Linked DNA regions of Mus musculus: region 1 is linked to region 2. The links are chromatin loops, found by intact Hi-C in ENCODE. Cell type or tissue: heart. All regions are shown on one strand.

Region 1 (8,000 bases), 130 kb before region 2:
CAGAACTGTCCAGAGCTGCTGATTGATCACCTGCTGATTATAATCAGTCAGGGTCTGGCTCATGACACACCGAGCGGCTGTGTGCGCCTGCAGACCTGCCCTCACACTCTGACCTCCAAGTTCTTAGGCACACACAAGCACACACAATTACAGTGCTCCCATGAACAGATATACACAAACACCTACACACACCTTTAAAAATTATTCCTGAAAAATAATGAGAAATCACCCCATTTAAAAAGGTAATGGCTTCAAACGACAGGAAAAATAGAAACCATAGAGAGACACATGAAATGTTTGCAGAAGAAGCAAGCAAACATGCAGAGAAGCAGCCGCCATGGAACAGCGTATTAGACATGGCTGAAGAGAGAGCTAGCTGAATAGAAGGTGGACTAGAAGAAATCACTTAGAACAATCATGGGAAGTCCTCCCTCTCCAGTCCCTCTCCCTCCTACAACATCATGTATGTCCCTGGCTTGTTCCCCCAAACCCTGTTTCTCTGAACCCCTCTGATCTGCTCCCCTTCTAACCACTTTTCCGTTTTCTATTTCCTCACCTTGTGCCATTTTTATTTCTCTTTGTCAACCTGACACAGAGAGTGCCATCTGGAGAAGATGGACCCACAACTGAGAAAATGCCTCCATTTTCCAGCCTGGCCTGGGGTCAAGCCTATGGGGGCATTCCCTTGAGCAATGTGGGAGGACCCAGCCTGTGGGCATTGCCTGTCCTGGACAGGTGGCCCTGAGTTGCTTGTAAAATTCAGAGTGATCGTCCAAGGGTATTAGGCAGCTAGCAGAGTTCCTCCATGGCCTCTGCTCTAGTTCCTGCCTCTGCTTCCCTCAGAGATGGAGTGCAATGCAGGAACGTGAGCCAGACAATCCCTTTCCACCCAATTACTTTGCAGCAGCAGCGTCTTTACCACAGCAGTCAGAGCAAACTAGGACAGAAACTGGTCCTAGGGAGGAGGGGCACTGCTGTGACTGACCAGCCATGGTGCTCCTTGGGGGGATTGAGAAAGAATTCTGGAACTTTGGGTTGGAAAGCTGTTGATAGCTGAGAGCCTACCAGGCTGTTTGTGGGAACTTGGAAGACAGGAGTGCTGAGAGGCAGGTAGGTGACAGAGGCTGGAGTGTAAAGTTTCAGAGAAAAGCAAAGACCCCATCTGGGCTGTTTGTGTGCTGTGTTTGGATTAAAAATCAGTAATTTCTCATCAGCTGAGGATGAAAATCAGCTCTGATTAAGGAGAGAACAGCAGGATGGGGCCAAGGCTTCTCATGGTCGGCAAACAGAAGCCACGGTCCATGGGTCAACCACACTTGGAACTGCAGAGAGATCTCCCAGATTTCAAGTCCCATGAGACTTGGAGGTCTCGGAGAGCAGCTAAGGCCTGGCACTGCGAGAGGCAAGGAAAAGCCATTGGTGAAAGTGCAGCCTCAATGGCAGTGGAGACCCTGAGGATTCTGGACTCACCCTGAGCAGGAGACAACTGCCAGGGACATGAGAATAGAGCTGGCCTGAGCTTGAGACCTGCTGTGTGTGCTGTGGATGGCAGAGCCCGAGAAGCTCAGTGAACTAGATATCAGATATCTAGTTCTAGATATCAGATACTGAGTTTTTTGCTTTGTTGGGGTTTCACCGTTGTTGTTGTTTTATTTATCTGATTGTGACTGTGACCTCTTGCAGTAGCAAAGAATTTAACTAGTGTTTTAAATTTTATATGAGAGTATCCTTGAGAGACTCATCTTGTTACATATTGAAATTTCAACCGCCCCCCTCCCCCCCAAAAAAAACCCTTTTAGATTCCTAACACTAAATGGTGTTTTATGGCATGATATCAACACGACATCTTTACAAAAAGTCAAGAATGGAAAGGTTATGGTTCAATAAAGATGTCTGTGAGAGCATCAATTTGAAAGTGGGTCTTTTGTGAAAGTGAGTTTTTACCAACTAGACAGTAAGCTGAGCAGGAGGCACCCTTAATCAAGAGGAAATCCCTCCATCACTCTGGTTTAGGGCAGTCTGTGGGGACATATTTGTGGTCAGTGATGGATGTGGTTGGTGCCATGCCTGGGCGTGTGCACACTGTAATAAAGCAATCTGAGTGAGCCATGGAGATGAAGCCAGTGAGCAGAATTCCTCCATGGTCTCTGCTTCAGTTACTGTCCTGACTTCCCTCAATGATGCCCTGTGACTGGGATGTGTAACCAAGTGAGACCTTTCCTTCCCAAGGCACTCTTGGTCATGTGATAAAGCTATCATGTCCATAGACAGCCAGCTAGACTAGACCTCTTCTCTGGCCTGAATCTCACTCTCTACACATAGGGTCCACAGGATCTGGGTCGGATGCCTTACCAGTTGATACCAGTGCTTGACCAGACGGATGAGGTTCCAGAGCTTGGGCGCACGATACCTCAGGAAGCTCTGATGAAGGTCGGTGAAGCAGATGGAGAACTCGCCCTCCTTCTCCAGGGTGGTGCACTCATGGATGAGTTGGGCGTAGACTTTGTTGTAGTTAATGGATTCAAAGGACTTGCAGTATCCCCCTTCATCTATGAAGGAAGTTTCATTGATGTTTAGGCCAAACTCTGATCTAAGAGTCTTCCATACCTCTAGGGTCACAGTCACTCTCTATGGGGTTAAGTGAACAGGGCAAACTTTGTCTGCAGCAGCGTCACTCCCCATACAGACATGAGCCCACCTCTGGACTGCATACATGAAAGTCTGCGCCACCAACTGCTCATAGTAGATTGCATTGCTCACAAGGTTGGAGACAGTGGTGGGAAGAAACAGCATTCGATGGTCACACACAAGAGAGCTACAGAGTCACTTGATAATGGCCAACCATGCTCTGGTGTACCATGGAGCACTCTACTGCATTTGTATATCATATCTCCTGCTTACAGTCTCTCCCTATTTTGAGATGATTATGTGTGCATGGGTGTGGCAAACACATATTCAGAGGCCACAAGATGGAGTCTTCATTTATAGTTTACCCCCTCCCTTTGCAGCAGGGTCTCTCTGTGAACATGGAGCTTGGCTGGCATCCATCAGGTCACAGAGACTCTCCTGTCTCTGTTCCCATAGTAACAGGGATACAGGTCAATGTGTGGAACTTCCTAAGAGTAGGTGGGCTTTGGGGATTTGAACTCAGTTCCTCATGCTTGTACAGCAATCACCCTTATCTAACTAGCTATCCTTCGAACTTTTACTGTGACAGGGAGCAGGCTATGGAATTGATGTGTGTGTGGCTATGTGTGCGTGTGTGTGCACTCCAAGGCAGCAGGCTGAGCCATAGGTGTTGCAGGTGTGTAGCCATGGTTTCAGCAGGCCATACTGTCAGGCTTTGAGGCTGCCACAGACCTAAATCACTCACTGATGGAGCTTGGGACAAGTCCAGTCTCCCACTATTCCAAGAAGCTATGAAGAACTTATTTACTAGTTCAAGAACCAGCACACAGTAGGTCTCATTTAAGTAACCTGGGTTAGGGCTATGGCTGGGGTCCTCTTTTGGACTGCTATCCACATGAGAATTCTCAAGGCAGTCCTTCTAGGATAGAGTTCCTATCCCACTGGAAAGCTGCCTCACGCTGGTGAAGTCCATGAGCAAGACAGGCTTCTGCAGGAGCCACCCTCCCAGCTCATTTCTGGGTCACCCCCTCTGAGCCCCCTTCACTGAGTAGGGTTCTAAGCCTCTTGCAGCTTTCCACAGCAGGCTGCCCTGGTCCTACTCACAGGCTGACCCTCTCAGTGCCTGCTGCCCGAGACTCTGGACTGTTTCCATGGCTCTCTTAAGCCAAGGGATAGGCTGTTGTCCTGGCTTGTATCTAAGTTAATAGCAGCAGTTCACACAGTGGCCAGGAGGGGGTGCTGTGCTTTCACGAACTATAAAACCTCAACTATTACCCAAGATCCCCAATCCCATACAGTTTTTTCATGGGTGTTCCTGGTTTTCTTTGGGTTGAGTTGGGCATGATTTTGGAGACACACTATGTGTCAGTCAGGTCTGCTATCAGAGAACTTAATGTAGAGGATCGTTAATGTGCAATTCTATAACACGTGTGTGCATGTGGAAGTTTGGGGTGTGTCGGGGGAGTGCACAAATGAAATCACAGTGCTGGGCAGGTAGAGACAGGAGAATGTCTCAGACTCACTGTCTGACTAAATAGGTGGACATGAAGCTGGCTGATCCACCTTTCTCAAAACAAACTTGCCTGGCTTGTAGTGGGTGGAAGAAGCCCAAGTGTGTCCTGAATATGTCTGAGTATAATCATTTAGAAGTGGAGACTCATAACCTACACACACTTCTAGGAGACCAAGCATCCCCTCCCCCCAGCCCTGTGCTGTACCTAATTGACATTCTGAGGCTCCAGGTGCCAGAGATTGTGGGTTCAGCTCCATCAGAGCACACACCTCACCTGACCCCAGCTCCTTACTGCAGGAGCCATGAAGGTGGGGCAGCAAACTCCAGGTCAACCTCTCAACCAAAATAGGCTCTTAAGTAACCAACCTCCAAGGCTGGCGTCTGACCATTACCCACACAGGCAAACATGTGAACAGACATCTGCATACATGAGAACATGCTCTCCCAACACACACAATCACACACAGAGAAATAGAAAAGAGGATTCATGCATGAGGGGAGAGCAGGCTGAACTCTGCTGCTCTCTGACTTACACAGAGCATCATAGGCTGGCTGCACATCAAATTCCACCTCCTGCTGGCGCTCTGGGGAGCACAGCTTGAAGGTCAGAGACCTGGTGTTGGGCTCCTCTGAGCTCTGCACCTCAAACTTGAGTTTACATGGCTTCTCTTGCTGCAACTGGAGCAGGTGTTTCCGAATTTCTTCAATGAACACTTGCTGCCACTTTAACTGGTCCTCAAAGCTGGTGAGATCATTAAAGAACACCACCATGTTGGCCTCTGACCTTCCCTTGAGTGCATTGTGTTCATCATAGGAGCCTCCCTAAAAGACAAAAATGAGAATAAGAAAGGATAAGGAGAGCCGTGCTGGGCAGTCCAGAAGATGAACAGAGTAGGAGTCCATCACCAAGAGTGACCAAGAGTGAATAAAGCTTGCCCATGTGTAGTGGAATTCTATTCAGCCCTGAAGAATGAAATTGGCATCTCTGTAGGATAATAGATGGTTCTGGATCTCCTTGTGGTACAGGAGATAAGCCAGGCTCAGAATGATGAACATCCTTGATTTATCTGTTTCTATCCAGAATTGTGTGTGTGTGTGTGTGTGTGTGTGTGTGTGTGTGTGTGTGTGTGTTAGTGATGAAAGGAAACACTCTGGGGAATTCAGGTTCAAGTACAATGTAGTGAGATGGTAGTGGGTGAGAGGACACAGAGACATATTAAACTGTTGTCACAATCCCCCTTGCTAGCAGAGTATTAAAAGGAAAAGGCCATGACCACCATGACTCTGGAAAGAAAGTCTGTATCAAAGACCACAGGACAAATGTCAAAATTAAGGAAACTGAATTCACAAAAACATTTTAAAAAATGATAAAAAGTGATATGTAGAGATTTCCCCCCCCCCCCAAATAAAATGCTGAGCCCAAGCAATAACACAGTTCAACTCCTGACATTGATGAGTAGACATTACAACACAACATGTCTGCAGCCTTCACAGTGACTGAGACAGGGACTGCTGTCATACAGACCCATGGGACAGATGGAAACATGAGCAATGAGCTTCCATCAGTCCAGTTATCCAGCAGTGGGGTCCCTGTTCTGTCCTCTGCCCTGTGCCATAGCTGGGTCTACATGAGGACACTGGGCACAGAGCAGGTAGGTAACTCACACCCCACTAAGGACTGCAGTCTGGCTTCTGAGAGTCCTCTCCCACCCCATCCCGATGAGCTCAGGCTAATGGGACTCACCATCACAACCCTGGCGACCCTCATAGGGTGGGTGGCACCTTGGAAGCATCTCTCCTTCAGGAAAGCACTTATGGAGTCGATGTCTGCTCTGAGCTCAGTAAGGAAGGTGGTGTCAGGAAGGAGTTGATCCTCTATGAAGTTATCCAGCCTCCAGATTGGGGTTCTGAAGAGTTCCCTCGCCATCCTGAGGCCAGGAGTGTTTGCTGACTGCAGCCTTGCCTCATGAGTCAGCTGCCCCTTATATCCATAGCTGCTTTCTCTTCCCAGGAAGGGCGGGGCTATGCAGATCAGACCTCTGCACCTAGATAGCCTCCTAGATTTTTAACAACAACAACAACAACAACAACAACAACAACAACAACAACACCAACACACACACACACACACACACACACACACACACACACACACACACACACACGTTACTGTAACATGAAGAGAAGCGAGAGAAATCCAGCAGCCGGCAGGCAGGAGCTCCAGCACAGCTGTGGTGGGTTTGTCACAGCTGACTGGTCCATGCTGGATATTGTTTGTCACAGCTGACTGCTCCATGATGGATATTGTAACGAGCCGTCTGCAAGGTCCTGGCTAGCTTCTAGTTCAGACTTAGCGTCTGTGGGTTCTCAGATGCACACCCATGATGTGCCTATCGTCCAAGGCCTAATCCAAACCCACCTTTCTGCCCTGTACCCCCACCTCTGTCTGTCCATCCATAAAGGACAAAGGTCTCACATCCTTCTTTAATATGGGATCTCACTCCTTTGCTCAGGGTGGATGTGAACCTGGGGACCTGCCCCATTGGACCCCTAAGTGCTGAGCTCACAGGACTGTGCCTCTCTCCCCAGCTGTAACCAATCCATTGCCACTCTCCACTTCAATAGCATAAAGTGTCGACCTGTGCCCAAGATTCACCTTCATGAGGGTGATCCTGTCTCCATGCCAACCTCTCCCTACCCAGCAGGAGTGAATATTCATCATGGCAGGATGGTCCACACCTGTGATTTCAATGCCTGGGAGCTTGATACGGAAGATATAGAGTTCAAGGCCAGCCTGGGCTATGTGATGAGACTGTCTCATAAAATGGAAAAAAAAAGTCTCTCCCACACTCATATGAGTACACACACACAGACAGTCACACACACACACACACACACACACACACACACACACACACACACACACACACACACACACACACACTGCCCACCCCATATACCTAAATTATTCTTGCAAGTGATGCAGACTACAAGGAACAGAAGAGTGATGAAATTATGACCACATTGGTTCTCCCATGGTTTTTTTGTCACGTGTGATGGTTTGTATGCTTGGCCCAGGGAGTGGTACTGTTGGAAGGTGAGCGGCCTTGTTGGAGGGGTGTGGCATTGTTGGAGTAGATGTGTTACCATGGGTGTGGGCTTTAAGACTCTTGTCCTAGCTTTCGGGGGGGGGGGGGGCAGTATTCTGCTGACAGCCTTCAGATAAAGATGTAGAACTCTCAGCTCCTCCTGCACCACGCCTGCCTGTACGCTGCCATGTTTCCTCTTTGATGATAACAGACTGAACCTCTGAACCTATAAGCCAACCCCGATTAAATGTTGTCCTTATAAGAGATACCTTGGTCATGGTGTCTGTTCTCAGCAGTAAAACCGTAACTGAGACACCACGACTCATAGGTGTCTTTAAGGGATTTTCTTATGGAAAAAGCAGAAGCCATGGCCTTGTCATTCAGGTCAGAAGCTAGCATTTAGCAAAAGCTATAGTCTTCATATCCTGACTGATAGCAGAGGCTCCTTGGTGGATCCTGATCTTGCCTGAGGGAACTGGAATGCTGAAGGCCCCTCCCACAAGTGCCGGGGTGGGAGGACAAGAGGCTGAGGGTCCTGAGCAGGTCTAGCTGAGAGCCATGCTAATCATGCTTTAGATAGTCTATGACATTTATTTCCTGTGTGTGAGCATGTGAAGTCAGAGGACAGCTTGTAGGAGTTGTCTCTCTCCTTCCACGCTGTGCATCCCGGGGACCAAACTCAGGCCTTCAGGCTTGGTGACAAACACCTGTGCCCTCTGAGCTATCTCAGTGACCCTTTTTGCTATTGCTTATGAAGTAGAACCTCTGTT
Region 2 (8,000 bases):
ATAGGTACAGAAACCTACACATGATAAACACATTGCCCTGCCGAATCGTGGGAGTTTAGTGTGGCAAACGGCTCAGCAATTGTGATAACATTTTGCCCTAGGTATAAGTTAACACATACTACAGAGGACACTAATAAGTCAATGAAGCAATAAAAACATGTTGGCTAGATCCTGACCCCACCTTAGGCTAACACAGTCAGGCTGACCTTCAGGCATGTACAGTGCTTGCAGGAACTCTTGCTAACGTGTGCTGTTCCTCTGCAACTGCAAGACTTTCTGTTCCCTGATCAAACAGAAATGCACAGTGAGAAAACTGTGCCTTCTTCTTATTAAAAAATGCACTTCTGTCCTGCTGAGAGTCACCACAGCTATGCCAATGGGAAGTTCCCTACTTAAAGGGTTTGGCCTTTATAAACTCCCTGCTCACTCAGGTCAGGGTTGTCTCTTTAGACTTGTAGTCACAACAGTGCATGCCCTGTCTGGCTCGGTGTGGTTCAATAAAAACTTCAGATTCATCAAGCACCGGTCCTGATCTTCTCTGGGGAGAGAACAGACCAACTACAACTTGTGGGGGCTCTCACGGGATCTATTCTGTCCATGAGAAAGAGGCTCTAATTCAACTCTGCAAGCCTTCTGGGGTGTTTTCCATAGGTTTTGGACCCCATAGACTCATGTGTTTGATTGCTTGGCCCACAGGGAGTGGCACTATTAGGAGGTGCGTCCTTGTCAGAATGGGTGTGGCCTTGTTGGAGGAAGTTGTCACTGTGCAGGTGAGGCTCTGAGGGCTCCTAGTGCAGAAGAGACAGTTTCCTCCTAGCTGTCTTCAGATGAAGATACAGAACTCTCACCTTCTTCTCCAGCACCAGGTCTGCCTGGACACTGCCATGCGTCTCACCGTGATGATAATGGACTGAACCTGTGAAACCCTAAGCCAGCTCCACATAAATGTTTACTTTTATAAGAGTTAACTTTGGTCACGGTGTCTCTTCACAGCAATGGAAACCCTAAGTAAGACACCTTCTATACTGTCTGGTCTTCTGAGTGCACTTTTTGGGGTATCTTTTGGGTAACTGAGCACAGTCTCAAGCCCAGGGTATCAGGGGACACCCTGTTGACATTTGGGTAAGGTGACTCTTGACCCCAGGACACCCATGGTTGTCAGTCTGCTGTGTTGGGTGAGTGAGAGCCTGGTGGCTGCTGTTGATTCTCTGTTTATTACTGTCTGTGTTTGTTCCAGTCAGCTGGATCCCCGTCTAGACTCCCAGGAAATGGTAATCGTCTTGTCTTGTGTTTGTCTGTGTGGACAAGTTTTGTTGCAGATATGGGAATGGGACTGAGTACAGCTACTTCCTCACTAACTAGTCCTGACACAGCTACCTCCTCATAACTAGTCATGTTTGCCGGCTACCTCCTAACTAGTCCAGTCTCCCAGATACCTCCCCACTAACTAGTCCTGTCTCCAAGCTCACTGCAGACCCTTGCCCAGTCTCTGTGCCTCTCAGTGGCTCAATGAAACCTGATGTTTAAGTCCTGCTAAATCTCAGATCTTTGAGTGTCCTTTGATCTCTGTTTGCTCTGGTCACTCCCTGCAGTCCTTGAGTCCATTTTGCAGGCACTCAGCTATGCTGTCTTTTGGGCATGAATAACACTGAAGCATCATTTTATGCTGTTCAGCATTATTATAAAGCTGGCTCTGGAGTTGGATTATGACCCTCCTCTCCCAATCTAAGCAGCCTGTTTAGTCTCCTCAAATTTCTGTCTCAGATCAAACGGTCATCTGACTCTAAGCCAGAAAAAGAGAGCAAAACAAAACAGACCAGGAAAAGACACTATGTGCTTTTAAGATACCTCAAAAGGAGGCTGTTCCCAAGAGAAATTACTGTTGCTTGGGAACACAGAAGGAACTAAGAATTCCTGTCTCAAGTTTATGTGCAAGAAGAGACCTGGAAGGATCCCAGGCTACCTGATGTCAAAAGTTGTATCAGTTTGGTTCTGCTCTGTCCACCACTGAGGACTTGATGCTGGGACCCACAAGGAGAATGTAATAAGTGCAGCTACTTGACCATGAATACGCAGATACAGAGAGAGAGACACACACAGAAAGACAAACACACATACATACACAGATGCACATACATACACCCTCCTACACACACATGCACAGACACACAGAGACACACCTACATATATAGAAACACACATATCCTCATACACACACATGCACATACACACACACACACACACTCACACACACACAAACACCTGTACTTCAATAGCCCTGTTCCTCAGAGTTCACACACCCTCATGGCTCTCTGTGATTTATTATTGTGCATCAGACATTGGACAGAACCTCCCAACAGGTGGACAGGTGGAAGTCAAGCTTGAGTTCCTGCCTCCCCTTCTGAATTCTGAATCTCTCGTCTCCCAGAGGACACTGTTGGTGGATAAGGCAGATAAAGCAGGCTGCGAAGAAGGCTATCTGTGATAGGACAGGATGCAGGGGTGAGAAGGCAGGGGTCAGAAGCCTGGAGTCTGATCACAGGTTGGACCCTCACTGACTGGGGCCTTGGGCAACTTCCTGTCCTCTCTGGGTCAAGGGCCTGCAGCAGAGCAGGACATGCCCCTGACTCTGGAGCCTCCTGGGCAGGTCCCACTGGGCTCACAGGAAAACACATGCCCAGTTCTTGTCCACTTAAGGATGGAGGGGAGGCAGGGCACAGCAGGTGTATGCTGCAGTCATGCCAGCGCTAAGGCAGGAGGATTACCATATACAGGCCAGTCTGAGCTATACACAAGAAGCCCTCCAAAATATGAAAAGAAACAAAAACAAAAAATAGATAGAAATTACAAAAAGGGTGATTCTCCTGGCATAGCACATAGCACAACCTCCGTCTTTAACAGAAAACACCATCGTGTCAGGAGCCCACATACTTACTGGAATGGGAATGCAAATGAGCCCTGAAGGTAAGTTCTGTGACAGGCCACCTGGGCCCCTTGGTCAGGTTGCTGAGAAGGTGACCAGTAGGCCAAACAAGGGTCAGGCCCTTGAGGATATATAGAGCTCTTCCCTGAAGCCATGCCTCCCACCTGTGGCCTCTCATCCACTGACAGATTTGTCAAATGAGAGTGGGCATAGCCAGACATAGGGGACAGCCCTAAAGGCCACTGCAGTCTGACCCAGCCCTTCTCCCTCCCCAGTCACCACCCCACACCCATCAAACTCCTATCCTGCCATGGGGTATGGTTCCAGCATCACTACAGCTATGCTAAGCGCCATCTGGAGGGCACACATGGCATCACTGGGTCCCTAGCATCAGGCAGGCCCTGCCCCAGGAGAGGAAAGGTCCAAGTGCAGGTCCCTCTGTGCCTCTGTGGCTGTGACAGAGCCCAGCTGAGTCCCATTGGCCACATGACAAGGAGACAGGGAAGACAGGCTGCTCCATGGACCTGACAGTGGCTTCAGACTCCATGGGATCCCAGCCTTGTCAATCACTAGCTGAGTGTCCCTGAGCCAGTGGCCTCAGGTCTCCAAGTCTGTGTGTGTGTGTTTGTGTGAGTCTGGATGGAACAACCTGTATGTGTGCGGGGTGACCTGTGTGTGTCTGTCTGTGTGTGTGTGTGTGTGTGTGTGTGTGTGTGTGTGTGTGCACTCATGTCCCTGTGTGTAACAGCAGAGATGAAGGTCAGAGGATAACTTTGGGGATTTGATTCTCTCCTTCTACCATAGGAGGTCCTGGGATGAAACCCAGGTCATCTGTGTTGGCAGCAAGCACCTTTACCCACTGAGCCATCCTGGGAGCCCATGAAATCTGTGAATAGCGCTAAGATGGCTGTGGAATAAGGAGAGCCGATGGCCTCCACAGGAGTGCGGCGACCACATGTGTGAGGGAACATTCTAAAGGTAGATGAAGAGAAGGGGGGAGGGCATGGAATGGAGATGATGGTGACACGTTCTTACCAGCACCTCCCAGGAGCACACTGGGGAACCGTCCCTGTACTTAAAGCATGGGTATTGCAGCCAGGCGGCAGCCTCTCCTGCTAGTCACCACCAGCCCTCTGAGCACGAACCAGCAATATTTCCTGTTGGGTCAGCAGGGGTCCAAGATCATAGGCCTGCAGAGCAACATGAAGAGAGGGAATTGAACAACCATCAAGTGCCTCACCCTGCACAGGGAGAGAGGAGAAGCCCAGCACTGCATCCATATCCAAAGCTTGCCCAGAGTCCCTGCCCCATGGCATACAGCAAGACTGGAGGATCCTTGGGCATGACCCAGAGGGCCTGGGTTCGAATCATCTACCCTTTAGTAGCTGTGTGTCCTGGGGCAGGTCCCTCAGGGTCTCTGATCTGTGAGCTGGGGAGAGTTGGACCAGCCAGTCTCATGAGAAAACTGATCAAACACAGAATCAGGACATGTCACTCCCTAGGGTGGCATAGCACTCTATTATTTACAGGTAATTGGTTCACTGCAGGTCTTTGGTGTGTCACAGCCCTTATGATGCTGTCACTGTTGGAAAATCTCAGTCCCCACTCCATGTCCTCCCCTTTCTTTGCTGTTTGGTGTAGACAATGTCAGATCCTTGGTTTCCTCATCACAGACAAGATAACCTACCCTCCCTTCCCCTCTCCCAGGGCATTAGGACCTCAGGTCAGTCAGGTGACAGCGCCCAGTGCAGGATATGCTGGGCTGACACAGAGCTCCCACCTCTCCCTTTCCACACAAGTACAGCCTGATACTCCATGGGGAACAGAGCCATGTGGGGACAGACTACCTGATTCTTGTGAGCTGTCTGTGCAGGTAGTTGGAGACCTCCTGGTATTCAAAGTCATAAAACATTGTCCAGTAGATTCGAAGCTGCTGGTACTTAATGACCAGTTCTAAGATGGACCAGAAGCCCTGGGCTGTGTTGAAATCAGCAACTCCATTCCTGTGCTCCCAGCCATAGACTGTGAGCAGCTCCAGGGCGTACTGTGGAGGCAGTGGCTTCCCCAGGTTCTCCTTACACTGAAAAGAGAAAGGCAATGAGAAACATGGGGCTCTCAGCTCTGGTGTGGGGGGACACTTCTCACAGGCTCAATTCAGCTGCCACCTGATGTTGCCATTACACGCCCAGTTATTTAGATTCAGTTTATGGCCCCTTCCTGTGCTATAGGCAAGAGCTGAGTTGTTGCTCCACAAAGACAGCATTCACTAGTAGGCCCAGGAGGAATCAAGACACCATGAGTGACAGCCAAGAGTGAGGGTGGGGGCGGGACATAAGGAGTGCTCACTGGGGAAGTTTTCTCATGGTCTCTGAGGTAACTGGGAAGGGGCCAGGGAGCTGGCTCAGGGGTAAAGCACCTTCCTCCCTGTGCAGGGGTGAGAACTGGAGGTCAGATCCTCAGCATCTACATGAGTGTCAGGCTGACTCCTAATCCTATGTTAAAGGGCTGTAGATGGGGCTTGCAGGGGCTGCAGGACTGTCCAGGAACTGCTGATCCAGCACACTGTGTGCCATGTGTGAGACTCTGACTGATTATACAAGATGGGGTGAGACTGCGGACCTGCCCTCACACTCTGACCTGGAATGCTAATGGACACACACGCCCACACACATACACTACATGTGTTTCCATGAATAGCTATAAACACACACATAAGAACACTCAGAATGTAACAAGAAATCATACATTTTAAAGGCATAGCTTGATGAGTCAAGAAAATCAAAATATAAAAGGTGCCATGAAGGGTTTGCCAAAGATGGAAGAAAAATCGAAAGACTCAAATGAAGCAGCAGCCATGGAACAGTGAATCAGACACGGCTGAAGAGAGAGTTAGCAGATTGGAAAGTGGACTAGAAGAAATCACCTAGAACAGGCAAAGAAAGTCCTCCCTCCTCTCAGATCCCCCACTCCACTCCTTGCCCCTCCTACAGCATCATCTCCCCCCCATCTCCACTCACCCCTGCTTCTCTCTCATCCTCTCCCCTCTGATTCCCTTCCACCCACTTTTTCTTTTACGTTGTTTTTCCTCACTGATTTTGCCAATTTTTATTCTGTCAACCTGACACAGAGAGAGTCATCTGGAGAAGATGGACCCACAACTGAGAAAATGCCTCCACCAGACTGGCCTGGGATCAAGCCTGTGGGGCATTTTCTTAATTAGAATGGGAGGGTCCAGTCCATCGTGGGCATTGCCTGTCCTGGGCAGGTGGTCCTGAGATGTTTGGAAAAATCAGACTGATCATCCAAGGGTATCCGGCAGCTAGCAGAGTTCCTCCACGGCCTCTGCTCCAGTTCCTGCCTCTGCTTCCCTCAGAGATGGAGTGCGATGCAGGAACATGAGCCAGACAATCCCTTTCCACCCAATTACTTTGCAGCAACATCATCTTTACCACAGCAGTCAGAGCAAACTAGGACAGAAACTGGTCCTAGGGAGGAGGGGCACTGCTGTGACTGACCAGCCATGGTGCTCCTTGGGAGGATTGAGAAAGGATTCTGGAACTTTGGGTTGAAAAGCTGTGGAGAGATGAGAGCTAACTGGCTGTTTGTGGGAACTTGGAAGACAGGAGTGCTGAGAGACAGGCAGGTATCAGAGGCTGGAGTGTGAAGTTTCAGGAAAAGCAAAGACCCCAACTGGGCTGTTTGTGTGCTGTGTTTGCATTCAGAATCAGTAATTTCTCATCAGCTGGGGCTGAGATCTTTGATTAAGAAAAAGCATGCACCATGGGGGCCAAGTCTTTTGGAAAGAGTTTCCTTATGATCAGCAAACAGTAGCTGTGGTCCAGGGGTCCCAAAGCTGCATCTAGAGCTTGCAGGTCACACCTAGAACTACAGAGAGGTCTCCCAGATGGTAAGACTTTAGTCCTATGAAGCCTGCTGGTTTGGAGGGGTCATGGGAAGCAGCTGAGGCCTGGCACTGAGAGAGGCCAGGAGAAGCCATTGGTGAAAGTGCAGCCTCCATGGCAGTGGAGACCCCAAGATACTGGACTTGCCCTGAGCAGGAGATGACTGCCAGGAACAGAGCACTGTGAGAACAGAGCTGGCCTGAGCCTGAGACCTGCTGTGTTTGCTGTGGATGGCAGAGCCCAAAAAGCTCAGAGAACTGTGAGTCCCAGATATCAGATACTGAGCCTTTTGCTCTGTTAGAATTTGGTTGAGTTTTGATCTGATTTTGACGGTGACCTGATTTTTCTCTCTTACAGTAAGAAAATATTTAACTTGTGTTTTTAATAGTATATGAGCCCACCGTTGAGAGACTAGTCTTTTTATGTGTCGTAGTTTCTTTTTTTTTTTTTTTTTTTTTTAAAGATTTATTTATTTATTATATGTAAGTACACTGTAGCTGTCTTCAGACACACCAGAAGAGGGCATCAGATCTCATTACGGGTGGTTGTGAGCCACCATGTGGTTGCTGGGATTTGAACTTCGGACCTTCAGAAGAGCAGTCGGGTGCTCTTACCCACTGAGCCATCTCACCAGCCCCTGTGTCGTAGTTTCTTTAGGTTTGGTTTTTAATTTGGGGATTTTAAAGCTGCATTGTGTTTTATGATGTGATACCGACATGAGATCTTAGGGACAAGCAAGAAAGGAAAGGTTATGGTTCAATCGTGGTTTGTTTGTGTGCCATGTTGAAAAGGGGTTAGTTTTTGTAAGCTAGCTTCCCCTGGAAGGAGTCAATCTTGATCAGTAAAATGCCTCCATCTGACTGGCTTTGGGTAGATTATGGGCATTCTAATTACTGATTGATGTGGGTGGGACCGGACCACTGTGGTCGGAGCCATGAATGAAATGTGGCCTTGTGCTGTGTAGAAATGGCCGCCGAGTGAGTCATGGACAACAAACGGTGAGCAGAATCTTTCCATGGTCTCTGCTTCAGTTATTCCTCTGACTTCCCTCCATGATGGAGTGTGACTGGAATCTGTAACCAACCAAGACGTTCCCTTCCCAAGCAACATGGGAAGGAACTTGGTCACGTGGTAAAGCTATGGCCTCACCAGAAACCAAACTAAAATATATATTA

The links. Peaks named below come from ENCODE experiments on the same cell type or tissue, not always from the same donor. Only the 100,000 strongest peaks of a DNase experiment are listed, where the experiment ranks them.
Region 1: a loop joins it to region 2, with 2.5 times the contacts of the local background. A loop is called at or near these places in 5 of 42 quality-filtered maps.

The regions. Positions count from the first base shown.
Region 1 is chr5:120,789,431-120,797,430 of GRCm38, forward strand. It overlaps Oas1e (2'-5' oligoadenylate synthetase 1E), which reads right to left and starts at 6,100. Exons shown (of 6, transcript NM_145210.2): 1 at 5,886-6,100; 2 at 4,675-4,963; 3 at 2,353-2,549. The coding sequence starts at 6,068. In heart, a CTCF peak has its summit at 3,850 (motif pointing right); no DNase peak of the experiment used is centred here; H3K27me3 peaks cover 3,363 bases.
Region 2 is chr5:120,923,982-120,931,981 of GRCm38, forward strand. It overlaps the pseudogene Gm7573. Among named protein-coding and RNA genes, the nearest start is that of Oas1d, 13 kb to the left of the region's middle. In heart, a CTCF peak has its summit at 3,296 (motif pointing left); no DNase peak of the experiment used is centred here.